Regions from separate parts of the Mus musculus genome. Here all the other regions are linked to region 5. Evidence: chromatin loops called from intact Hi-C (ENCODE). Cell type or tissue: heart. All regions are shown on one strand.

What was found. Hi-C counts contacts between places; a loop is a spot of excess contacts. Peaks named below come from ENCODE experiments on the same cell type or tissue, not always from the same donor. Only the 100,000 strongest peaks of a DNase experiment are listed, where the experiment ranks them.
Region 1: a loop joins it to region 5, with 4 times the contacts of the local background. A loop is called at or near these places in 6 of 42 quality-filtered maps.
Region 2: a loop joins it to region 5, with 2.5 times the contacts of the local background. A loop is called at or near these places in 2 of 42 quality-filtered maps.
Region 3: it touches region 5 in a loop (7-fold over the local background); 33 of 42 quality-filtered maps call a loop at or near these places.
Region 4: a loop joins it to region 5, with 2.5 times the contacts of the local background. A loop is called at or near these places in 2 of 42 quality-filtered maps.

Annotation. Positions count from the first base shown.
Region 1 is chr2:59,609,070-59,614,069 of GRCm38, forward strand. Tanc1 (tetratricopeptide repeat, ankyrin repeat and coiled-coil containing 1) reads left to right here and starts at 2,973. Exons shown (of 27, transcript NM_198294.3): 1 at 2,973-3,127. In heart, no CTCF peak of the experiment used is centred here; DNase peaks (open chromatin) are centred at 2,932, 3,382, 4,052 and 4,562; H3K4me3 peaks cover 3,019 bases; H3K27ac peaks cover 3,568 bases.
Region 2 is chr2:59,672,742-59,677,741 of GRCm38, forward strand. The region is part of intron 2 of Tanc1 (tetratricopeptide repeat, ankyrin repeat and coiled-coil containing 1); the gene reads left to right. Among named protein-coding and RNA genes, the nearest start is that of Tanc1, 63 kb to the left of the region's middle. In heart, a CTCF peak has its summit at 3,041 (motif pointing right); DNase peaks (open chromatin) are centred at 160, 2,710 and 3,490; H3K27ac peaks cover 3,092 bases.
Region 3 is chr2:59,743,219-59,748,218 of GRCm38, forward strand. All of the region lies in intron 4 of Tanc1 (tetratricopeptide repeat, ankyrin repeat and coiled-coil containing 1), which reads left to right. Among named protein-coding and RNA genes, the nearest start is that of Tanc1, 130 kb to the left of the region's middle. In heart, CTCF peaks have their summits at 1,135 (motif pointing right) and 2,455 (motif pointing left); no DNase peak of the experiment used is centred here; H3K27ac peaks cover 1,067 bases.
Region 4 is chr2:59,894,424-59,899,423 of GRCm38, forward strand. It overlaps Baz2b (bromodomain adjacent to zinc finger domain, 2B), which reads right to left. Exons shown (of 36, transcript NM_001001182.3): 36 at 4,940-5,000. Among named protein-coding and RNA genes, the nearest start is that of Gm52554, 14 kb to the left of the region's middle. In heart, no CTCF peak of the experiment used is centred here; no DNase peak of the experiment used is centred here; H3K27ac peaks cover 882 bases.
Region 5 is chr2:59,538,962-59,543,961 of GRCm38, forward strand. No RefSeq gene overlaps it. Among named protein-coding and RNA genes, the nearest start is that of Gm39831, 29 kb to the left of the region's middle. In heart, a CTCF peak has its summit at 2,736 (motif pointing right); DNase peaks (open chromatin) are centred at 1,020 and 2,730; H3K27ac peaks cover 1,093 bases.

The DNA.
Region 1 (5,000 bases), 70 kb after region 5:
ATTTAAAATAGAAGTCCTTAGGAATCTGACCAAGGGGGCGTACACTAACACACACTCACAAAGCACATTCTTTTCTCATGCCTTCCTCAGTCCATTGCCCTGGGCAGTAAATTGTATGGTAAAATAACCAGTTTAATACTTGCTGTTTTCTTTCGGTCTGCTGAGAAAAAAGCTACATTGTTGGCAAAGTGACAGAAACTTTAGAAATGGAACCCAGTATATCACATATATATTTAAGGAATGTGTGTACCACATAATATCTGTGCAATCGACTGTTCTCTCTCTCTCCCTCTCTCTCTCTCTCTCTCTAAACATGCAGGGAATTAGTGAGCTTTTAAAACTGGGTTTGTGGAGAGAGACCCAAGAAAAGCAAGCGGTGATTCTTGAGCTTCTGGATATACAAAGTTGGCGAACAACCAACTAGAAGCACCTTTTATTATTTTATTTTTAAGGGAAAAGCAGATTTTAAGTACAAAAAAAAAAGCATTGTTTGGACCTGTGTTCAGCTAATACCTTACATATTAAATTGCTTAGAAAAGTCTCCGGTTGTCCTTACACAACAGACCTTCATGAGCCCCCCCCCCCCCACTCAAGTTTTTTTTTCTTACTCTGTTTATGTTTGGCCTTGGCTTTTTAAACATGTATCATTTTCACCCACAGCTTAAGACACCTTTGATGTTGGTGGTACTACATACTGTATATAATAGTAGCCATTTAAAGCCAGAGATCTGATTGTGCTTAATGACATGTAGTTGGGATTATATAAATACTACAGGAAGGAGGGGAAACAGGGTCCTCCTGTGTACACACTTTAGACTGCTAGCTCTCTGCCTGTGTAGAATGGTAAGGGTCCCCAAACAGGCGGGGATGAAATTACTTCAGTGTCCTTGACTTCTGAAACTATAAAACCAAATCCTTTCAACCCAAACTAAAGATGATGCAAGAAATTAGCATACCTATTTTCTGTGCTTTTTCTACTTGTTACTTCAGGCAAGTTTGAGGGAAGAGAGAGAGAGGAAGAAGCCTAATTGCCCTCAAAGCTCAGTTTAAGCAATTTTATTAAAGTTTGGAAAGATAACTAAGGATAGTCCAAGAAGAATCTACAGATTCACGAATTTCATCCACTATCTACCCATTTAAACCACTACAAACAGGGGCTGGTGAGATGGCTCAGTGGGTAAGAGCACCCGACTGCTTGACTGCTCTTCCAAAGGTCCGGAGTTCAAATCCCAGCAACCACATGGTGCCTCACAACCATCCATAACGAGGATGACAGCTACAGTGTACTTACATATAATGAATAAATAAATCTTAAAAAAAAAAAGAAAGAAAGAAACCACTACAAACAAGCCAGGACCTGGACCTGCTTGAGTCTTTAGGAGTTTCTCTTACATCTTATAGTATTTCAGACTGGACGGCTGGGTTTTTGTCTTTTGTTTGGGTCATTGTCTTATCCATGTAGTCTGACTTTGTCATCCGTGGTTGAAAGACTGGTCAGTTTTACACACTGTTTTTCAAGAGAAGTTAATCAAACACCAACCTGGTTTTTAACAACCAGCATTGGAGGTGGAGGGGGTGTCTGTGACCTTCCTGGCTTACCAGGAGTCCTTACTTGCTTTGAATATTCATGTCATGATTTGCTTGAGTAAAGGCTGGGATATGTTCGCTGCATACTTATAAATATAGTGATAATCAGGTCTTTGACTATACGAGTGAAAAATACCCAACACATTCGAACCATCTTTTATTTATTATGGAGAGATAGATTGAGCAGCCTTTTGCTTCCTGTCACTTTTCACAGGAACTTTAAATGCAAACACCATTCTTGCAGCTATCTTTATATTGGGAAGCTCTATGTGAGGTTGAAGTTTTTATAGGGAAAGTTGTTTAAAACACAGTTGTCTTTAAAGGCAGGTTTGCCACAGCAAAGGTTAGGGGTTGGCAATAAACCCATTTATAGCAACTTCTGTATTCTTCACTCTCCTTACACGGATGGGCGGCCTGTGTGCAATTCCTGTTGGAATTTCTAGTTGATCCTTCTGCAAAGAAAGGGGGCCCAAAGGGCTTTTGGGAATAGAGAGGGCTGAGCCTTCTACATATAAATTGGCTGCCTGGATTCCTGGGAGGTTGTGGAGGACCCAGGTCTCCCAGTTCCCTAGGCCATTTTCAAACTTCTGTTCTATTGGGAATAACAAAACATTTTGGGAACTAGGGAGTTTAATTTACTGCCACCAGCCTACTTAATAATAGCATCTTTGTCTGTTCTTCCTCCAGGACTCCTCCTCCTGACAAGGAAGCTAGCCGCTGGCCAGTGTACTTAGCCCAGACAGTACTGCTAGCCACAGAGTTCGAGGAGGGAGGACTGCCCCTGACTCTGGGCAGTCACTGATCCCCGGAACAACCCCAACTTAACTTTCCAGAAAGAAAAAGGTGCAATGGGCGAGATGCACTTTCCATCTTTCTCAGCTCATTTTGGAACAAGAAAGTGTATTTGTTTGTGTTTAGTTAAGCGAGGGGAAGAAAAGCCAACAAAGCCACCCTAAGGCATCCGCGGAAACTTCAGCTTGGCTAATTGCTCCCATATGTCCTCCTCGGATGCTTTCAGAGAGCAGCGCAGACCGAAGGCCGAGCCACTTTACTGATTCTAAAACGGCTAAAAAAAGGAGGAGAGGGCTAATCACACTTCTGATCCTGTCCCACTGGGGTCCAGGCGAGGCCCCAGGGGAGCAACCTTCTCCCGGAAAGCTTAGCTTCCCGCAGAGGACATGCTGGGTGAGGAGGGGGCGAAGGCGCCGGGAGGAAAGTTGGCGTGCGGCGCCCCAGCGGGTCCCAGAGCCGGGGCAGCTCCGGTCGGGAGGGGCGCGGGAGGCACAGCCCCGGCGGGCGCGCACAGGGAAGGTGCCTTCCGGAACACGCGCAAGGGCGGGGACTCGCGCTGCCAATGAGGTCCCGGTGTGGGCCGAGCGAGGCGCGGGGACGGGCCGGAGCGCTGCCTCCGCGGTGGCAGCTGCGGGAGCCCGGCTCGGGAGCCGCAGGAGCCGCAGCCGCCAAGCGCCCAGCCCTCTGCGCCCTGAGGCTCGGCCCCCGGGGTGGGAACCGCGCCGAAAGCTGGAAACTTTCCTGGCAGGTAACTCTCGCTGCCGGGGCGCCGCTGCCGGCCCCCGGGAGTCCGCAGCGGGCGGGGAAGGAAGGGTCCCGGAGAGCAGCCTGGGAAACGAGAGCCAGGCTGGTGGGAAAGTTTCGGGACGCCCCCTCCTCCGCCGGGCCCAGCGGGAGCTTTCCCGGAATAGGCGCAGGCACGCCGGAGCTCCCGGCCTGGGGCTAGGCGCTGCCGGGGAGTCGGTGCAGGCCGTTTCCTGCGCTCCCGGAGGAACGGGTTGCAGCAGAGCCGGGCTAGGGGGACATTGGGATCACGCGGCGCTCAGGACTTTCCCAGCCGGCCCTTGCCCGCCTCTTCGGTCCCTTGGCTAGACAGGGCCTGGGCTGCGCCGGGCACCTGGGTGGGGGGAGTAGGGGGACGTGCAGGCGGGGCGCCTGGCACCGCGGGGTCTTGAGTGTCGCCGCGCGCGGGTCGCCAAGTTCCCGGGAGAACTTCAGCGGGGGTGGGGGTGGGGTGGGGAATCGTATCGCCCACCGTGAGCTGAAAGTGTGTGATTCGCTCCTGCAGGCTGCGGCTCGCAGATGCAAGCCAATTTCTTTCCCTGGTGGTGTTGGTGATAGGGTGATGATTTGGGATTAGACCTTGAGGATTTTTTTTTTTTCTCTTCCTTTTAGTAGTGCCAGCTAAATGAAGGGTCGTGTCAAGTTTGCGAGTCCCCTTGTCCTTGGGCGACGAGTAGTTACTTTGGAGGCATTATGGGGATTCAGGTTCTTCCTGGAGGACTTTTGGGTGTGTGTGTGTGTGTGGGGGGGGGCCCTTGGGTTCGGCGCGGCCGCTTTCCGGAACGGCTGGCGGGGAAGGAAGCCCTGGGCATTGTGTAGCGTGTTTTCAGTCAGCAAGATCTCTGGACTGGAGTTCCCAAAACTTACTTGACTTATTGTGTAAAGGCTCCCGGAGGAAATGCGGCCATGGCCAGGTAGAAGAAACGCGGTGCCGCGGCCGAGGGAGGAGGACGCCGAGCTGTGACAGTCTTCTTCAGGCTGCCTCGGCTCCGGCTTGGCAGCCCCAGATTCTTGTGCCTGGAGTAGTGGGACCGGTCTGAGTAATACAGCTTCCTGCAGAGTGAACTCAGGGTGGTGAGGAGAGCACCTTCATCTTGAACTTGACCCCCGGAGTAGCGTCCTGGCGGGTTAAAAGGTAAAGGCAGGCTGAGTCTTAACCTGTAAAGGAGTTCAGACGCCGCTAGCTCCTGGTTCAAGATCTTTCAGGAAAGGACTCAGGGTGGCTGAGGTCGCGAACTCTAGAAATGCCAGACTCATCAGACTACGAAGTTAGTGTGCCTGGGGAGAGCAGGAGAAACCTGGTTGGCTGGCACAGAGGGTTAGTTTTTCTTTGTGGTGAAAAAGAAGGGAGTCTTGCGTCTCTGCTTACACCAGATCCGCTACTCCCCTCCACCCACACCCCCTTCCTGGGTCATCCTTATCCTGCCAGGCTGGCACTCCAGGGATGGGGGAGGGAGGAAGAGAAGAAGCCGTTGTGGAGCTTCTCTGGGCAGCCCGGAGGTATTTCAGATCTGCTACTGGGAAGAGTTCTGGATTTTAACAGCTGCTTTTTGATTGCTGGGAATGAAAGAATTTATGAGCGCCTGAGAGAGGTGCTCATTATGGTACTGTTCTGCGTGCTTTGCTCATCTGGGCTACTTAAAGAGCTCACAGGGACTTCCTTACAATCTGCAAAGTCTGTGTCAGCTGGAATGCTTGTGGGTGTCAATCAAAAAGCATCATAAATAGATCTTGGTGCTTTTACAATGAAAAGCATGCCAAGCCAAGGAAGTTTGGCGTGTGACTGCGTTAGAGATTCCTTCGTAGACCTTTTTTTCTTACCATCCAACTTGATGTTT
Region 2 (5,000 bases), 130 kb after region 5:
CCTGTTGTGTGATGCATAGAGAGGCTGAGATCCAAGGGGCATTTGACCTTAAAGGGGCAGCAGCACTGGAGACCCAGGGAGGATGTCAGAAGATCCAGGAGGAGAAGAGGCAACAGGCCATGAAACCGTCCCCGGGAAGTCGTCTGTGTTAGGGGGAGGCTGAACCGCTCATCCGGAGAACTCACTTCAGGGGAATGGAAGGATTTGTGAGGGAGACGCAGACTCCTGGGTTCCAGCTCCGAGGATTGGCTGTGGGGCCTGAGAATGGCCACATCACTCTGGATACAAGTGAGGAACACTAACAGAAGATGATGACTCAGGCAAAGGTCTCCCACCCCAGGAGAAGGAAATTAGGAAAGAGATAACCAAGTAGAACAGGGTCAGGGGGAAGGTAGAGAGCTAAAGGAACCCTTTAGAGTGACAGCAGTTAGCAGTGCCCGGTGGCCATCCCTTCCCACATGGCAGCCATAGGCATAATCGCTCTTCCCCTCACCCCCCAAGGGCTTAGGGTGGGTGTGTTCCTTACAGATGCTTTGAGTTGCTGCTTCTCACCTTTATCTCCTGCCTGCCAGAGCAACCAGGTTTAGGGACAGTTTATTCAGGACTTAAGCAATGGCCCCTTCTGTCTCTAGTCTTGTCTCCCTGGGGCCACAGCTTGCACTATTCTAGTGATCACCTGATGAAGTTACCATTCGCTCTGCCTTTCTCACTTCTTCCTCAGGCCTGTTTGCTTTTCCTCTTCTCATCTCCTCTGAGATGTAAGTTTCCCCAACCCGCCCTCAAAAGGACAAAGTAAACACCCAGGCAATGGGTCAAGGGTAGTGGTTCTCGATCCTGGCTGCCTAGGAGAATCAGTAGGTCAGGCTGACGAAATGCTAATGTTTAACCCTGTAGCTCTTCATTCTTCTGAACATCAGAATTATGAAAACGCTCCAGGAAATTCGAATGGGTGTTGGGGATGGAAAGCCATCTCCTTGTGGGGCTAGCAAGGTGCCTGTCTCAGAGAAAAGAAAGTTTTGCAAGATTTGAAATGGAAACTAATGCCCTTTGTAGCTGGGCTTGGTGACACAGGCCTGTTTTCCTGGGTACACAGTAGGCAGAGGCAGGAGGATCTGTGCCCAAGAGTTTGAGAGCAGTATGGGCAATGCAATGCAATACCTCCCCAAAAAAGAGTCCTTTGCCAATCCAGCTTCAAAAGCCAGAGGAATTCCCTCAAAGGTCTCCTCCTCCCTCCCTCCCTGCTAGCCAAGCCTGGTTTCTATTAAGCTCAATTATTCAAGCCCTCAGGGTACAACATAAACCCAGGCTTGTTTGGTTTGTTTTAGGTCTGGGGTACTGTTCCCCTTGGTTGCACTTGAGTGTGACTTGAACCTCCTCATGAACTGTGGCCTCTGTCCTGTTGTTGAACCTCTGGCTTCTAGTCAGTGTTATTCAGAGCTGTAGACCCCCCACGTAGCCCTTGGACTGTCCCAGGGCCCAGTGATGACATGATTTGGTTCATGAACATGTACAGTACAGACCTTGTTTTATGGTCTGAGGTGGCCGGGCTTAGGATACTTCTTGGGAAGAAAAAGTAGGATTTTGGATCACTACTTCTGTTGGATAAACAACTTTGAAGTGTATTCAGTTTTGAAAGATAGTGGGGAGCAAAGATAAGCCCTAGTAATTCTATTCAACAGCAGTAAGGCGTATGTGAACCTACGACCTCACACATGCTAAGCAGGCACTACCATTAAGCTCTAGCCCCAACCCATTTCCCAGTTTTTACTTAGAGAATAAGTAAATATGTTTGTTGTTGTGTGGTGGACCGTGTGTGTGTGTGTGTGTGTGTGTGTGTGTGTGTGTGTGTGTGTGTTCCAGGCAGGCCTTGGACCTGTGATGCCCTTTGATACCCTCCAGCTGAGTGGCATCTTCAGGCCTCCTTCTGTTTTCTAAGAAGTTAGTTGGAAAGCTGGGTGTGGTGGGTTGTGGGTGTAATTCAAACCTTTGAGGGACAAAGGCGGGAGGGTCGCTACTAGAGGTACAATGGTCTACACAGTGCATTTCAGGCCGGCTAGGCATAGAGATGCCGGCCTGAAAAACCAAAGCAAAAACAAGCAAAAATGGAAGTCAGTTGGAAATTAGGTCTGGAAATTAAATGTTAGGGAAGTGTGGGTAGGGCCCTCAGGTTCCCTAGACTTGAGTTTCAGGGTTCCTAAAAATCCTATCAGGACTGATCCATTTTATCGTACTATATATTGTAGAGAAATATTATATGACACTTGATTATATTGGGTATAAATACTGTTCTATGTACTGAAAAGATTTTTGAATGGTGAGGATTTGAAACAGATTAGCGAAAAGCTCTATGTTTTTTTGGCGAATCTAAGGTTTGTTTTGGGGGTAGAAGTCTCAAGGCCCAGCTTTTGTTGGAGTACATTAGGCAGTCCGCTATCGTTATAACTTCCCCAGTACCACGCAGAGCTCCTCTGGTCTCCTCGGCCTCTCCTCCTCCTTACCATAATTATAGCAGAGAGCCTTAAGACCCATGTAGGACCAGACATAGAACCTGCTCTCTGTGATCGCATCGCCACGAAAACAAGCTGTAGGGACTGTCAGCCGCTAAGGAAGCTCCTTCCCCTCTGGCCTCTGTCATTTCTACGGCTGCCTTTGTTGTCCTCTCAAATTCAGAAGGGATGTTTTCCCTGGCCTTGCCGGAAACAGTGGTACAGGCCGGCTGCTCTTGGTGGGGCAGAGGCCAGAGAACAAGTGTGCTGTGTACATAACCTGCTGCAGGTCTCATTGGGAGGGTGCACCAGTCTGACGGCCTCAGGCCCACGATCTGTCTGGTGTGGAACCCAGTGGGCATCCTTTGATGTTTGTCTGCCAGTAGTGGAGGGCACACACGGGGAGTGCGTGTGCCTTCTCAATGGAGGTGTGCTATGCAGAGGGATGGATGGAAGGGCCTGCAGCTGCTGGGAGATGCTCCCTCCGGGCTGATCCCCTTAAAAGAGCAGGGGATGCGGGAGGAACTCACACCAGGACACCTGGCCATACAAACCGCCGCTGTTCACCAGGTGGTGCTGTCCTGCAGTGGATAAGGCCTGGTGTGGGAGCAGCTGGGGTGCCCACAAGCTCTGACGTTTGCCTAACATGAGCATGACGAGTGGAGGCCTTTTTGAGGCAACTTTAAAGATTTGGTATGGGAGTGATCACCTGGTCCTGGGTGTGTGTGTGTGTGTGTGTGTGTGTGTGTGTGTGTGTGTGTGTGTATTCCCCTTGTGTTTGCACTAGCGAGGTCGCAGTTGGTTCTGAAGTGGGTGGAGGAGACTGGACCTTCCTCCCAGAGAACCGCTCCTGTGCTGGGTTCTCATCTTTGAAGTCCTGGTGGGCATGGGGGCGGGGCCTGGTTTCCAGCTCCTCATTAAACCAATTTAAAGGAAGAGGAAAGTCTCTACATGCACAGACCTATTAGTACTCGGTGGCCTGCCAAGGTGATTTGGTTTGGCCCAGTTGTGACTACCTACACACGACCTGTCCTTCCTGGCCGGGAAGCCTAGCAGGATGGCCCTGAGAGTGTTGACTTGGGCCTGGTTGTCATTGTTTGTGAGTGTGGAAAGTACCCTGAGGGATTTCACTTTTCCTGGACAGGTACAACAACAAGGAAATAGGCCGAGTCAGTCCTGGAAGCCCTCTAGAATCCAGTGAGGAAGTGCCTTTAGCTGTGTCTGACTAGCCTTTTTAAAAGGAATAGTCCGGTGGTGGCAGGTCACACTAGCCCTCTGTAACCAGTGATCCGGGCAGGATGGCACCAGTGTTAATCAGGGCAGGGGGTGGTGGTGGTGGTGTGGTGTTGTCTTTGGTTCAGAGGAAGCATTGTGGGGGTGGGGCAGGCATGCAGGATGACTAATAACCCCGAGTAGGAGAAAGGCTGTTGAGAGTGAGGAAAAGCAAGAAAGAGCGCTAAGGCCCTGAGCCATGAGCTCAGGAATGGTCAGGCTTGAGGAAAGCTGGAGTTTATGACCGAGATAAGACATGTGCGGAGGAGAAGTCAGAAGGACTCAGATTCACAAGGTTGCCTTAAATCCTGAAACCACTTCACAGCAGACTGGGCTGTAAACCTCATGTGGTGGAGGTGAGCCTGCGGTTTCCAGCCTTGCTGGTTGGTACTTGCTGCAGGGCCTTGAGGCTAGGCCAGAGTGGAGCTGGGAAGGAAGTTCTGAGCCGCACTGCTCTTTCCAGTGCAAGCACCCTTGTCTTTTCCTCTCTGTCTCTACTGCTCTGGGGTTCTCAGCAATCCCAGGGCTGCTTCCAGGGCGTGCGCGTTGCTCGTCTCACAGGGTAAGTGTGCTGACGTAGGCTTGCTGGTGCCTTACAATTAAAGCATTCACACTTACAGTGTAGAAACTTTAGTACTTTATTTTAACATTTTCTAATTTAATTGATTTATGCTTATTTCAGAGGGTTTTTTTTTATTAGTATATATATCTAGTATAGTACTTTTCTTCTGAAAATATGTAATATATGTTGATTAATGTATTGGCTTCCATTTTGTACACACAGAATATAATTGATTAAAATGTCTCAGATTATTTGTTTATAGGCTAGGCTTCTCATATCCCAGGGTGACCGAGTATTCCTGATTGTTCTGGGATGCTGAGATTCTAAGCATGTATCGCTGTACCCCGTGTGTGGTGTTGGAGAGCAAACTTAGGACTTTGCACATGCTAGGCAAGCACTCTACTGAGTTACATCCCCAGGCCCTAGTTATATATTTTTAAGAAAGTGTCTCCTTTTGTCATTGCCTTAGAATCCTGGGCTCCAGTGACCCCTTTAGCCTCAGCTTCCAGAGTGACAGGAACTACAGGCACACACTACTGTGTCTGGCTTCAGATTTTTAATAAACGTAGATCGACTGTCTCTTTTTCTACTGTCATTCTCCTGCCCCTGGGTCCCCAAGAAAACTGTCAGGTTTAATTTCCAGCTGCTCCCAGGTGACAAATAAAGGGATGTTTACAGCA
Region 3 (5,000 bases), 200 kb after region 5:
AAAAAAAAGTTCCTTGTACCTTTATATTTTTCCCTCAAATACAGTTTTTATATTTCTAAGGTGGGCAGGACTCCTACATTTTTTTTAAACATAAGAGCTCCAAGGCACTAATTGGTCCTTAGGCTCTAAGTCTGAGGAATGCTATTTCTGCTGGAACCCAGGTGGAGCTTGGGTGTAATTTACTACCATGCATACTAATTTGACTTAGCCTGCCAGGGACTTCGGATCTCCCAGGGAGTCCTGTTTGTGCAGAGCACAAGGGAGTCAGAATGCAGACCCCACACTCAGGTCTCAGGCCTTGAGGAAGAAGGTAGTTCAGGATGTTAAAGGTCAAGTATGATAAGGCATGAAAAGTAGCTGTTAGCATTTGGAAATACACCAATTGACCAGAGTTGGCCATCTTCTGCCATGGTCAGACAGGAACTACATTAGGCTACTGTGATCTCTGTTGTAACCATTGGATTTCAGCTACCATGACACAAAGCAGCCATGGATAATATGTAGCTAGATGGTCACGGTTGTAGTCTGGCACACACTTACAAAAGTACTCGGTAGTCTCATTCAGCCAAGACCATGGTTTTCCTTGACTTTTACCGCTTAGGAAGGGAGAGTTAGAATTTCTTGAGTGCTAGACTCAATACACACATTTTAAATCAGATGGCAGATGTAAGTACCAACCCCAACAACAGTTGGTGGGGAGCCCTGGGAGGCTAGGTGCTAGCTCTCCTGGCGGTTACACACCCAGCCAGTAATTGGCTAGGACTTGAATTTCTCCTCTGACTTCAAAGCCTGGCTCATCCTACCTCATTGGCTTGCCACCCGTTGTCAAGATCATTCACGGGAGCTCTGGTTGGCATAGAAGACACAGAGGCTCACACTGCTGCTGTTGTCCTTCCTGTGGCCAGCAGTAAAGTTGAGATTTTCTGCTTCTCCTGTGTCTCTAAGTGTGTGGGACCACAAGGCCACATGCACCACCTTGAGAATAGGCGCTTCCGAATTCGACAGCATTTGCCGATTACTGTTTGAGCCTTGGGTGATCTTCGGGGTGTGTGTGTGTGGTGTGTGTGTGTGTATTAAAGACTTTTTTATTTTAATTATATGAGTACACTGTTGCTCTCTTCAGACACACCAGAAGAGGGCAGCAGATCCCACTACAGATGGTTGTGAGCCACCATGTGGTTGCTGGGAATTGAATTCAGGACCTCTGGAAGAGCAGTCATTGCTCTTAACCTCTGAGCCATCTCTCCAGCCCTTTGACTTTATTTTTTTTTTAATATATAAACATTTATTTTGGAGTATTTTAGGCTTATAGAAGAGGTCAAAAGAACAGTACTAAGAAGTTCCATATGGTCTATGGTCAATCTCTCATTAACACAGACGTTGTGTGATACATTTGATATAATTAGTGAACCAACAGTGATACCTACTAAAGTCTGTATTTGTGGGGTTTTTTTTTTTTTCCCACCATTTCTAATTCACTTTTTTTCTGGCCCACATTATCATATCACGTTCAGAGATCATGTCTCCATAGATACCTTTTTGTCCGTTGGTTTGGTTTGGTTTTCTGAGACAGGATTTCTTTCTCTACAGATCAGGCTGACTTCGAATTCAGAGATGAGCCTGCCTCTGCTGGGGTTAGAGGCATCTCCATATATTCTTGACTGTGACAGTTTCTCAGACATTCTTTGTTTTAATGACCCTGGTGGCTTGGGTATGATATTTTGTAGAGTGCCTGCTTATTGGAACGTGTCTGATGTTTTTCTCACCATCAGCCAGGACTTAGGAGTTTGGGGTGACCTCTTTATCCCGCGGAGTCGAAGGTGTGTACCAACAGTGTAGTTCGCCTCTCTTGGTTGATCTTCGTCATCCAGCCAAGGTTGTGGCTGTTCACTTTCTACACTGAACCTACCCTGTCTTCTTCTCTCCTTGTCTCCGTCCACCACATAAAGAAGACACTTTATTCTCTGCATGGGCACTGTGCGAAGCCCACAGGTAAGGCTTGGAGCAAAGCCCGTCACTTCTGAGCATGGAGTATCTATATAAATTGTTGGCGATTATTCTGTATCTTGAGAGCTGTCTCTTTCCCCGTTCATTTATTCCAGTACAGATTTAAGTGTGCACGGACTTTCAGATTTTCCCCTGAGTAACGAGGAGCACTCAGGCCTTTGCATCCGCTTTGGTGCCTGGGTGGCTCTCCGTGAAGCTGGGTGTGCTGCGGCTATCCAGGGTCTGTTCTGTTAGGCCAAGTGTACAATGGGCAGGAAGTTGTTGCCTCTGAGACTGAACTCCTTAGTGTAACTGCTAAGCATATACGTGTTACCTAAAACCTTAAAAACATCCAGGACTTCATCCTGCTTAGGGTGGCGACCATTTCTTGCCTTGATGGTGAAGAAACCTTTCCCAGCAAGCCTCAGAGCTTTTGTCTGAAACTGGCATCGGAGCAGCGCCACCTTGTGGTAAATACTGAGTCTTCCAGGAACAATGCCTTCTAAATTCTGAAACTCTTAACTGTTCAAGCAGCAAGTTTTAAAAAGAAAAATAGTTTTGTTCTTTAAAGGGAGGCCGCTACTTTGGTATATATTGTGTTATTACCAAGTTTAGATAAAAGATACATGAGTTATAGTTGTTCTAAAAACAAAAGGAAGTAACCTGGGATTAACAGTGGTTTCTGCTCAGTCACAAGGACACAAGGAGTTTGGATTCCTGCATTCTTGTCTGGCAAGTGCCTGTTAACTCTAGCCCCAACTCTGAGGGACCCGGTGCCCTCTCCTGGCCTCTGCGTGAACACAGGCATGGCTATCCTGTGCACACACGTTTTTGAAAGCTTCAACCTTATGTCAATCTCACTCAGCTTTAGTAGGATAATCAGATACATTGTAGCAGCTTTCGCTAATAAAAGCCCCGCAGGCACCTGGGCTGTGGTGTGTTCAGGGTAGAAAGCCGCCTTTCTGTTGTCTTGAACCCAGAACACTGACAGAGTCAGCCCCACTGCTGAGGAGGTTGCAGTGATCTGGGTCCCTGCCAGGGGAATGGTGACTAATCGCCCCGCCCAGAACATCACTGCATGGTGTCTGCAGATGTTTCAGCGCGCAGAAGGTGTGTGCTTTTCAGAGATCTCACTATCAAGCCTGTGTGTCAGACACAAGCCCAGTCTGCTCTTCCACTTACTGACCCTGTACAGTAAGGTCCTGACTGCCGAGATGGCTTTGTGGTTGAGGCCAGCGTGCTTCCTCAAGACAGCCAACACAGCACAGCAGCGAGCTGCCTTGTACTTTCAAGGACATGGGCAATGATGCATGATGGGTAGCCTTGCCACCTGGGTAGGAGCTGGAGAACAAGGAGGGACCTGGAGTTCAAGAATCCCTTTCCTTCCACTAATATTTTGAAAGGAAGGCTTGACCTCACCAGGTCGAGAGACTATTTTAAGATGAGCCTTTCATCTCTAAAATGAATCTTACATTGCTTTCAGTGTTTTCTATTTACAATTTAGAGCATGTTTTCCATAGCATTTAAACTCAGTTTCTGAGCCTTGCATTTATTAATTAATCTAAAATCATATTTAACATGAATATCACCTGAGACTGAGACTCACACAATTCTGGTAGGACGTGAAGGCTGGCTCAGTCTTTACCGTTTACTACACTTCTTTTTTTTTTTTTTTTAAGACTAGGAATTCTCTACTAGACATACTCTGTGGTTGTGGTAGAAGTGACAAGCATGCTCCTAAATAACTATCGTGTTGCTGCTCTGAGTTTATTTCAGCTCTTCATTTAGTGTAAACTCTGCTTAGGTTGTAGGACAGCTGATAAACTCAACGCAGGAGAGGTGAGATTAGGGACAGAAAATGCGTGTTACTATGTCAGGATTAAAGTTGGCTTCGAGTACGGAGCCCCGTCAAACATATAATAGTTGAAACAAGATACCTACTGCCCTTTCTTTTTAGCAGTGCACATTACCTTCAAGTACCTTGGTGCCATGAAGTTCCCCTCGTGGGGGAGGGGCTGGGAGGAGTTGGGCATGGTGGTGCTCCCATGTTGGTATTGAAGTGTAGGTGTTTCCTGGGGCTACGGTGGCGTGTTATCTCCATTTGGTGGTTTCAGCTGTTTGTCTCTCTGAGCCGCAGGCACCGTCCATAGAGTACTTGTCTGGGAAAATGCTTACCTTCTGTAGCTCCTGATGGCCACACCCTCCTCTCTCTACTTCTGTGGCAGTCTTATCCCCTCCTTTCTCATACTAACACCCATGTGTGTGGGACCTGTCTGGATGATTCCAGTTGGTTCCTCACCTTAGGTTTCTTATCCTAACCCCAGTTTCTGTAAGCCTCTAGAAATCAAGTGACTTGATTGGGGACGTGTCTTACCTTATTACACACTTCTAACACAGTGTTGCCTGAAGGCCTCGTGAAAACTTTCTAAGTTACTCTGCACACATGTCCACATCCCTTGCCAAAGGAAAGGGAGAAGAGGAAATAGGGACATTTCTCAGCACAGAGCCTCAGCTTCAACAAATGCATTGGAATTGTGTAAATGCTGGCACAATGAAGACAGAGAGCGGTTCTGCGTCCCAGTATATTCATATGTTCTGTTATAGTCGGCTGCATCCCGAAGCCCTGGAAACCTATGGTCTTTCTCCAAACCCAGAACTTTGCCTTTTCAGGATGTGATGTGTAGAGCCGTTTAATGCACACCCTTTTGAGGCCAGCTTCTTGGCTGGGTGCACTTCGGACTCATGCACGTCACAGTGGGTATCGATAAACTTTTACTGCCTGTTTCACAAGTAGTCCACTGCATGCATATGCCACAGCTTGTCCATTTGCCAGTTGGAAGTCACTTGGGTAGTTTCCAGTTTGGGGTGACGATAAATGAAATTGCTTTAACTGTGAGCACACTGTCTTTTGTATAAGCACAAGTGTCCTTTCCCTTGGGGAGGGACTTAGGGGACTTAGGAGTGGAATTGGCAGGATCATATAGTATGTACGATATAATTTGTATGAAAGCATC
Region 4 (5,000 bases), 360 kb after region 5:
ATTATTCTTTCCCAGGAATGAGCCACCTGATTGGTCAGGCATAAAAATATATACATAAGTAACACTAAATGTATCGGACAGATTGTATTTATGGTTATATTCATTTATATGGATATGTAACAATGATAAAGAAGAGGAGGCTATCAATTTGAAAAGAGGTTAGACATGGGAAGAGGAGAAATATTTTCAAAAATAAAAATACAATAGGTAAGTGTTTAAGTAATCATTTAATTTTTTTTTTCTTTTGGTTTTTCGAGACAGGGTTTCTCTGAATAGCCCTGGCTGTCCTTTGTAGCCCTGGCTCACTTTGTAGACCAGGCTGGCCTCGAACTCAGAAATCCACCTGCATCTGCCTCCCGATTTCTTGGATTAAAGGCGTGCGCCACCACGCCCAGCTATTATTTAAGTTCTTATTGATACAGAATTCCATGCATTTATTGAGAAGGAGCCCAATGCTTGTGTAACATTTAATCTTCACAAAACGTGGACAGACCCTTAAAGAACAAGTTTGTAGGCTTGATATAGGTGAACTTAATCTGTCAACCGAATGGTGCTCCAAATATTTGACCAAAAAAAAAATCCTATGTTTTTGTTGGTTAACATTTAGGTCACTAGACAGAATAAGCATACTTTAAAACTGTGAGTGAATGTCATCTACGGAACCCATGCCTGGGCAGAATAAAGACGACCTCATCTCTAGTAAGACAGACTCTCCTGCCTCAAAGCCTTCAACAGGGCCACGCGCTCCTATATGCTTCTATGACAAACTAGGAAGGCCTTGTCACCTTCTATATACACGATTCTGTTCCAATTAATTACATATGGATCTATTCTACTTTTCTGTACACCCCAGCAGACTACGATGAACGACTTAAATGAAAACAAAATATGATTGGTCACAGTTTATGTGGGTCATGAGTTCAAGAGTAGCTTTAGGTAAGAAGGTCTGGCTCAGGATCTCTCAAGCAATTATCAGGATATTGGCTAAACTTCACTTTGGTTTCAGGATAGATATGTGCAATGTTTCATAGGACTGCCACAGAGCAAATGACCCAGGAGAGGAGCAGGAATGGATTTTATGACTTGGTCTGGGAACTCACGTGGTGCCAGTCTATAATGTTGATTATAAGGACCACCCTACCAGGAAGGGATTCTATATGGGTATTAAACCAGAAGGCTTGGGATCTATATTAAACTGGCTTCTATATTAGGATCCTGAATTGCAAATCATAGCTGTCTCTGTCTTAGTCACAGAGACAGTGTTGCAGGCAGTGTAAGTTTTGACCCCACAGGAATTTCTTAGTATGACTTGGATTGCCAATGATTAAAAGTCATAATCAAGTCACAAGTAACAGAAACAATAAAAAAAACAGTTACAGATAAAACTTAATGGTATGTTTTAAGGTGTCTATAAATATATATCCCATATATATTTCACATATTTTTTTCAAGATATAGCTTAAGTGCACAGAAATGGCAAGAGAGACATTAAAAGTAGTTATACATGATGGGTAACAGAACCAGTGAAGAAATATTAAGCTAAAGAAGACAAAGGGATTTGTAAGAACAATGTGGACAATGTGAAAAATGTGCCATGAAATGAGACGGGACCATGGCAGCTGAGGCTCACACCCCCTTTTGCTGGAAGCCTGCAATGTGGCCAAAGCGTATCCAAGAGACTGTAGGATGGGAGACTCTTAGCAGGGAAAGCTCTGCTCCATTCCCTCTGCTGTGTGTTAGCGAGAAAGCTCATTTGAAGTGGAAACTTATAGTTCTTTGGAAAGTTAGTTATGTCAAATGATGTTTTGCTGGGGCACACAGGTGAAAGGATGTCTTGCTAAAGCGAACAGGCGAAAGACTGTTTTCCTGAAGCAGACACAGGCAAAAGAATGTTTAGATATAACAAACACATGAAAGGAGGCTTGATGAAGGAATATAAATATGACATAGCCGGAGCTGAGCACTGAGCTCTGGTTTGCTCCACCTCGCTACTCTTCACTAAAGACATGCTTGTATTGGTTCACCTTACATATCATTGTTGAACTCAATCTGTGATAAACTCAAAATACAGAGAAACTCACCCAAGAATTGCTCAAGAGGTTCCTGTGGTAGCTAGCCAGTTCTAGTTGACTCAGGCCGTCTGGCGAGCCTGGCAGTGTCATCAGGATTGAACTGCAGCTGCCCTGTGTCTGCTTGCTGAAAGGACTGGACTGTCGCTGCTGGTTTGTGCCTGGTATCTGCCTGCCGAGAGGCCTGGTCTGCAGGACTGAACTGCAGCCAAAGATTAAGCTCGCCCTCAAAGAACTATTACTGAACAGGTCCACTTCCCCCACCCTAGTAACTTTTCTCTTCCGCTACTTCTGCTGGGTGGGCTGGAGGTTGACTCTTATTAAAGTAGGTTGTAAAAAAATGTATGCCTGCACTCATTTGTCATCTTCCTCAGCTCCCTGCCTCACGAATCTCTTGTACTGCTCAAGTGAAGATCTTTAAAATGAATACTTTTGAGAGACGTAGCCTAGAAATGAAATGTATAATAATGAGCGAATGATTCATCTCAGGTTTCCTTGCTGGGAGCAGACAAAAAGGGTGGGGCTGTGAGTTTCCTGCAAGGGCTCGGAGTGGAACAGAGGAGAGAGTAAAGCGGAGAGGCGTGTGAACATGTCAAGTGAGGTGCACACCTGTAATCCAACACTGGGGAGGAGGAGCCAAGAGGATGCGGAGAGAGGGTGGGAGGCTTACCTCAAAATCAGGACAAACCTTCATACTCTTGAATAAAACTACTGTTCGAAACAATTTGATAGTGGATTAAAAAGGAAAAGGCCACTTTGCATATGCAGCCATTTTCTCTTAAGTTTAAGGAGCACCTATAAAATTTCACCCAGTTAATCTTTACTGTTAGAAACTCAGTGACTATTAATTTGCTGTTTCATACTGATAACATTATCTGGGTTTAATAATTGTGGACTGACTGGTTATTCTTGGCTAGCCACTATTTGGGGGATCATCTGAATCTGAACTTGAAGGCAGGGTCCTTATTTAAAATGTTCAGGACACTAAGTACTAAGTCAGAAAAGGTCGGAGCTAAAGCCTAGCGCATCTTACTGCAAGTGTGTGGTGTGTAGGTAACAGGTCTTGGGTTAGGACATTTTCCTTTTATATCTGAGAAGAACAATGAGGGCAACATTTACTGAGAAGCAGCAGTGTGAGTGTACAAGTCGCCTGCAAGAGCAGCCCACATCTAAAGATGACCCTGGTAGGAGCCCTAGGAGCTCATCCTCTGCCAGTTACAGCAATGAGGACAACGGGCCAAGGTAGCCAGTGTCAAACTTTCCTTCTTCCAGGGCTATCTTATTCACTCATCTTATTTTCCTGGTTTGGTTTTGGGTTTCCAAATGCCTCAGAAGCTGGCATAATAGCCTCCATGTTCAGATGTGGGGTTTTACAAAGAAAATGTCTGCTTTTAGAAAACGACGTTGTGCATACAGATTTAAGTATTTTCTCATTTGTGGAAGCCCTAGAAACTGGAGGTGATATCATCTCATACAAATTAACCTGTGCTTTAGCAAAGCCACCTTGGAGGGAGACGCCCTAGCCAGCCCCTTCCGCCTGGCCGCTCCTCTCTCCATATGGATAGTTTTCCATACGGAGAGCCCTTGCTGAACAAAAACAGATTTATATGACTGTGGCTGTTGGTAGAGATCTCCACAAACGATTTGAGAGATTCTAGAAAGTACTTTTAGCTCAGAGTATTTTAAAGCAAGCGATATTTCCTCAGGACATTTTTATTTTTCTTTTACCATGAAACGCAGTGGCCACGGGCATAATAACTCAGCAGTAAAACAATTGCCTACCATGCACAGTCTTGGGCTCCACTGGCATCACCAGCACCACCCCCACCCTGGACCCCTCCTACACAGGGGCCTGTTTGCAAATAGGGGGATGGGCTGTCTTGTCTCCTCCCCCCCCCCCCCCCCCCCGCCCACTTGGTGCATACCGTGCTCCTTTTTCTCTTTCTTTTTTTATCTTCTCTCTTCCATCCCTCCCACTCCCCATTTCCCCTCAGCGCCTATCTCCCTGTCTCAGTACATAGATCAGGCTGGCCTCAAACTCACAGGCATCCATCTTGTGTGCACCACCAGGTCCAGCCTTTTCTGTGTGTGTGAGAGAGAGGGGTAGTGGGAGGCCGGTATGCATGTGTCTTCTCCGGTGTACCTGCTTGCCTCGCCCCAGAGGTTGGTGCTAATGAAGTCTCTTCTTTTATCAAAGCTGTCCACCATATTTTTCTGCGTCCCTCAGCAAACCTCACATGGATAAGAATGAGCTTGCCAGTGCAGGCTGCTCAGGGAGCCCCAGGGAGCCTTCCAGCATCGCCTTGCAGTTAGGCTTACAGAAGTGCCACTGTGGCACTCACGTGGGTGCTGCAGATCTGAACCCTGGTCCTCAGGCTTGAGCAATGACCACTGTACCACTGAGCCCCAGCCCCAGCCCTGCCTGCCTGGCTCACCAGTGGCTTTCTAACATCCAGCTTTGGCCCACCAAGATGTACAACTACGGATATCTCATGGCTTAATTTACAGGACTAACTTTATGACAACTGGATTACATATCTATAAACAGCTATTTCTCATATCCTAATGCTTTCATATTGAAATTGTGGAACAAAACTAATCCCAGAGAAATGTACACCCTCAAAAAACTCAGAGAGGTGACTTTAAGCCAGGCTCTGTACTCAACCTGCTGCTTGCTGAGTCAATACACACACCAAGACTGCAAAAACCCAACTTAAATTACTGCCTTTGAGCAGAATGCACGTTCCAGTTCATTGAGAAAAACTAAAACAAAACACCACCACCAAAAACCTACCCCAGCTGTAAACTCTTATTGTATGCGTGCATAGTATATAGTAATGAAAAATAACACCCCTAAAAAAAAAAGAATGTTACCTTTTCCACAACATTTTATTTTAAATAAAACTTCAAGTACTTTTACATAGGTACAAA
Region 5 (5,000 bases):
AAAACCCTGTCTCAAAACATAAAAAAAAAAAAAGTTTTTGATTTCAAAAATTATGTGACAAAAAGCATATTGATTTGGGGGCCTGTGGCTTAAGACTGGCTCTCAATGCATAGTCCTGGGTGCCTTGGGACTTAAGACACAGACCAGGCTGGTCTTGAACTCACAGAGTTGGACCTACCTCTGCCTCTTTCCTGCCTCTGTACTAGGATTAAAGGTGGATGCCACCATGCCCTAAAAATATTGATATTTTTAGATTTTTTTCTTTTCATGTGCATCCTCTCTTTCTTCTTTTGGTTAGTTGGGCCAAGGGTCTGCCTATCTTGTTTATCTTCTCAAATAACCAGGTCTTAGGTTTGTTGATTCTTCATGTTGCTCTCTTTGTTTCTATTTCATTAATTTCTGCTTTAATTTTTATTAATTAAAAATTAATTCTACTTTCTACTACATTAAGATTTGTTCTTGTTTTTAAAAAAGTTTGGGGGGGGGGGTTGTTGAGACAGGGTTTGTCTGTGTAGTCCTGGCTATCCTGAAACTCACTCTGTAGACCAGGCTGGCCTTGAGCCCAGAGATCTGCCTTCCTCTGCCTCCCAAGTGCTGGGATTAAAGGTATGCATGACCACTGTCCCACATTCTTTTTTTCAAATTCTTGAGTTGCATTATTAAGTCATTTATTTGAGCTCATTCTGATTTTTTTTAATATAGGCACTTAGAGCTATGCATATTCCTCTTAGAGCTGCTTTTAACATATCCCAGAGGTTTCGTTATGTGGTGTTTTAATTTTCATTTAGTTCCAGAACTATTTTAACCCAAACTGAGAAAGACAAATGCCTTATGTTCTCCCTCTCCTGAGATCCAAATCCTCAGCTCTAAGTGTCGCTACCTCCCCTCACTGAAGAAGACTTTCTTCACAGTAAATGGAGACCATCACAAGAACCCACAACCGAACACAATACAGAGATCAGCAAATGGTGGGGAGCCCAGGCCAACGGATACATCTACATCACACTTCCTGCATCCAGGGAAACACCACAAAAGAGGGAGTGGAAAGACTGTAAGAGCCAGAATTCCAGGAAGTCTGCAGGGACAGTCTTTCTAGCTGCATAAGCAAGACGGGAACAATGGTAATACCAATGGCCACAGTAACACAGGAGGCAGGAAATTTCATGGTGTCTCACCCCCTACACACACACACATACACACACACACACACACACACACACTCATACACACACACACACACACACACACACACACACACACACGCACACACACAAAGATGGTGGGAAAAGAAGAGAAAAATTAACCTCTCCCAGGGATATGGCCCCTTATTGGTTGTCCAAAGCAGAGTCGTCAATCTTGAAACCATATACACACTACCAATAAAAGCAGATGCAGCAAGTTGTATTTATACATATTTGTACATAAACATACATACATATACACATATACAACAGTAATAATAAAAGAAAGAGAGGCTATCACCTTGAGAGGGACATGGAAACGGTTGGAGGAAGGACACATGGGAGGAGCCAGAGAGGGGAAAATGTAATTCTATTCCAATGAAAAACATATTTCTAAAAAAAAAAATCAGTTCAAAAGGCACTGCAACTTTTTATAAAAGGTTTGCCACATGTACATTATACATTATAATTAAATATATTGCTCATCTTTATATTTGGATAAGTGTAGAATAAATAAAATACAAATTCCATTCCCTTAAAAAAAAAAAAAGAAGATTTGCCCCAAATAAACCTTTCAGATGGTAAGCACGGTTGTCTTTATTCACACTCAGCGAAGCATATTTAACTCACTTTGAAGCAAAGCTTCCCAACGAAGCAATGCATTCCAAACTAGTTAAGGTTAAGCATCAGGTTGAGGTTGGCAGATTCATAAAAAGTCTCACTTCACAATGAGGACAAGGGTCTAATACTCTCCTTGTTGCTACTTCAGCACGCAGCTGTCAAACAAACAGAAAAAGCTAACAAAACTCAAGACTCTTCTCTGGGTAGTTCACCATAAATTCCTTCTGGGTTTCCTTAAAACGTCCCAAGTTTTTCTTTTGCAAAAAAAAACGGCAAATGGCTAAGAGGTAATAAGTCTTGACTGGACCTGACTCTTTCCATTGCAATGAGTCTCTGGCTGGGGCGGGGGTGGGGGGGAGAACCACTCAAATGTGCCTGCATTTCTTTCTCCTGGCACAGTAGAGCAGCATCTTTTGTGAGTGACCCACCCCCTGATGCTCTGATTTCTCAGAGTTAACAGTGTTCTCCAAAAGTCCTTCATGCAGTCTTTGGCAAGCTCTGGGCAACAACGCTGAAGCCTAGTGTCTCAGCTACAACTGGTCCAACATGGGTATTTGTTAACCTAGCCAAAGGATCATTGAAAACTTAATGTGTGAGTTTCCAGCAACACACCTCCCCATGCAAGCATGTGAGCACACATGATAGCCTGGATTTCTACATTGCACATACTGTTGAGATGAGTGAAAATAAGAACACTTCATATCCAAATAACTTCTAATCCTTGTGTATTTTTCTCACACAAATCTTACTAAAAGCACCAGTGCAATCACACACACACACACACACACACACACACACACACACACACACACACACACACACACGTACGTTTGTTCTGCAGATTTACAAGGAATATCTGAAGATGCTTTGTCATCAGACAGCATGATAGTGTTTTCCGCTAACCACTAGGGGGCAGTACAGACCAACCAAAGGTGCAAGCATCCGCCGTGGCCCTGGATTTGAGAGGATCTCAAGGTGATAAAAACCACTTGCTTATAATGAAGAATTTAGACAAAACAGTTCAGGCCTCGTGTTTTTAAAACTCAACGTGAACATGGAATGCTTTTTCTCAACACCGTGAGAAATATGTATGTTCTTTGTGATATCGTAGACATTAATTGCCGTGAGTCTAGGCTCAACATGCCTGAGTTTAAGCTTGATCGACCTTTAAAGGTGCTGTAACCACACTCATGTTCTTTAACTTCCCTCCCTCGCTTTCTTTCTCTTTCTAATGTGGATGAACATTTTGCCTTTACCACATACCTGCCTGGTGTCCACAGAGGCCAGAAGAGGTGATGGAACCCCTGGAACTGGCATTAAGGACAGTTGTGAGTCACCGTGTATGCTGGGAATCAAAAGGGTCCCTCTGGAAGAGCAACTTTTAACCAGGAAGTAATCTCTCCCACCTGCCTCTCCGCTCAACTGTGGATCTTGCTCTACTTAATTAAAATTGAACATGCTCTGGGTTCACCTTAGTAAAACTGAACACATTAGAGTTTATACAGCCAAGATCCAAATACTGCCTTCTCCAAGGTAAACATCTTGGTAATTTGGGCAACTCCTCCAGCTTAGGTTTTTTTCACTTGTAAAACAGATCTAGCAAGATCAATCCTTTGGCAACTGCTTGAAGCATGAATGTACACATACTTAGTGCAGTGCCTGGCACATAGTAAAACATAACATATATTTCTGTACTATTCTTAATATTCTTTTTACAATGACAAATGATAATAATATTATTATATTTGTGACCAAAATATGTGGAACTGCATCTACACTATTGCTAACCTTAAAGGCCCACTGAGAAATACGGACATGAAATGTATTTTCTGGTTCTGACTCCCACACTGGCCACATACTGAAAGTTTATTAAGCTCTGAAGTTTCACAGAGATTGAATACCAAAAAAGGTGCGTGGAGAGTTTTATCTTTGTCAAGCAATGCCTTTTGCTCTCCTTTTGGAGGTAGACCTTTCGGTCGGATCAAAGTCTCCAGGTTTCTCCTAAGGGGCTGAGTACCAGAGGTCGGTCCTCATCCATTTCTGGACCGAGTTCCCAGAGGAAAGCGTCTGCCTCTCCCTCCGCTGCTCTCTGCCCTCAGGATCTCAGTTGTCCTTAAGCAAGGCTGGCTCCATTCCATGCAAGCTTTCTTCCTGTTTCTGTAGAGGGCATTTGTCTCTTAAAAAGTCATGTGTAGTTCATATAAAAATGCCCCCCTCATCCGTTACTTCACGTTTAACTAGATCTGTCTGAGGAGTTTGGTAGGGCTGAAGTGTTGCCCAGGCTGGCCTCGAACCCAGAAATCCTCCTGTCTCTGCCTCCCAAGTGCTGGGATTAAAGGCGTGCGCCACCACTGCCCAGCCAGCCTGCAGTCTCTTACAGTAATTAAAACAGTGACCACTGTTTTCAACAAAGCAAATTGGCCTTGTGAACTTACTGATCTTTTGGGGGACAGAGGCAAGAGGGTCACATGACTGTTGCTGCCCGGAAGCACTAATGGGCAGCCAATCAGGTTACTTCTTGGCAATGGCTTGCATTCCCCATGGAGTTGAGTTCCGTCCGACCTCTAAACGCTTGATGTGCTGGACAACACCACTGCTCTGGTTAGCCCCATTAAGGACCCAGCTACAGTAGGTAACAATATCCCCAAGAGCGAGAGAAAACGGTAAGCCCTGCATGGCTTCTGGAGGACAAGCTCCCCAGCGAACCAAGGACTCTGTTTTCACCATGCTAAGGGTTCAAAAAGCTCGTCTAAAACAAACAAACAAAACAAAAACAAAAAACCCCAGAACTTCTGTAGCTGGCTGGCTTGTATTCCAGTGTGGTCATGTCTGCCCTTTAAACGTGGCAACTGAAGGACTTTGTAAAACCTGAAAACAGTTTAGGACATTAAAGGGACGTCCCTACCCACCCACCCCCAAACAGGAATTTCCATGCACTGTGGAAACTATTCAGAGGCAAAAACATAGCATCTTGATGAATATAATAGGGTCTCACATCCCCTCTTATAGGGACACAACTCTCATTGACTTAAAAGTGACATTTCCAAACAGGCTGCAAGAATGATTCGTCTCCCAAACAAAGCGGGCTGCATTTGTTCCGATAGAATGGCTGCTTCTCTTCTTTGTGTCCGCATAATTTGGTAGAGCACTCCCTCGTTCATTCATTCGAGGGTGACTCTCATTTGAGAAATTTTCTCA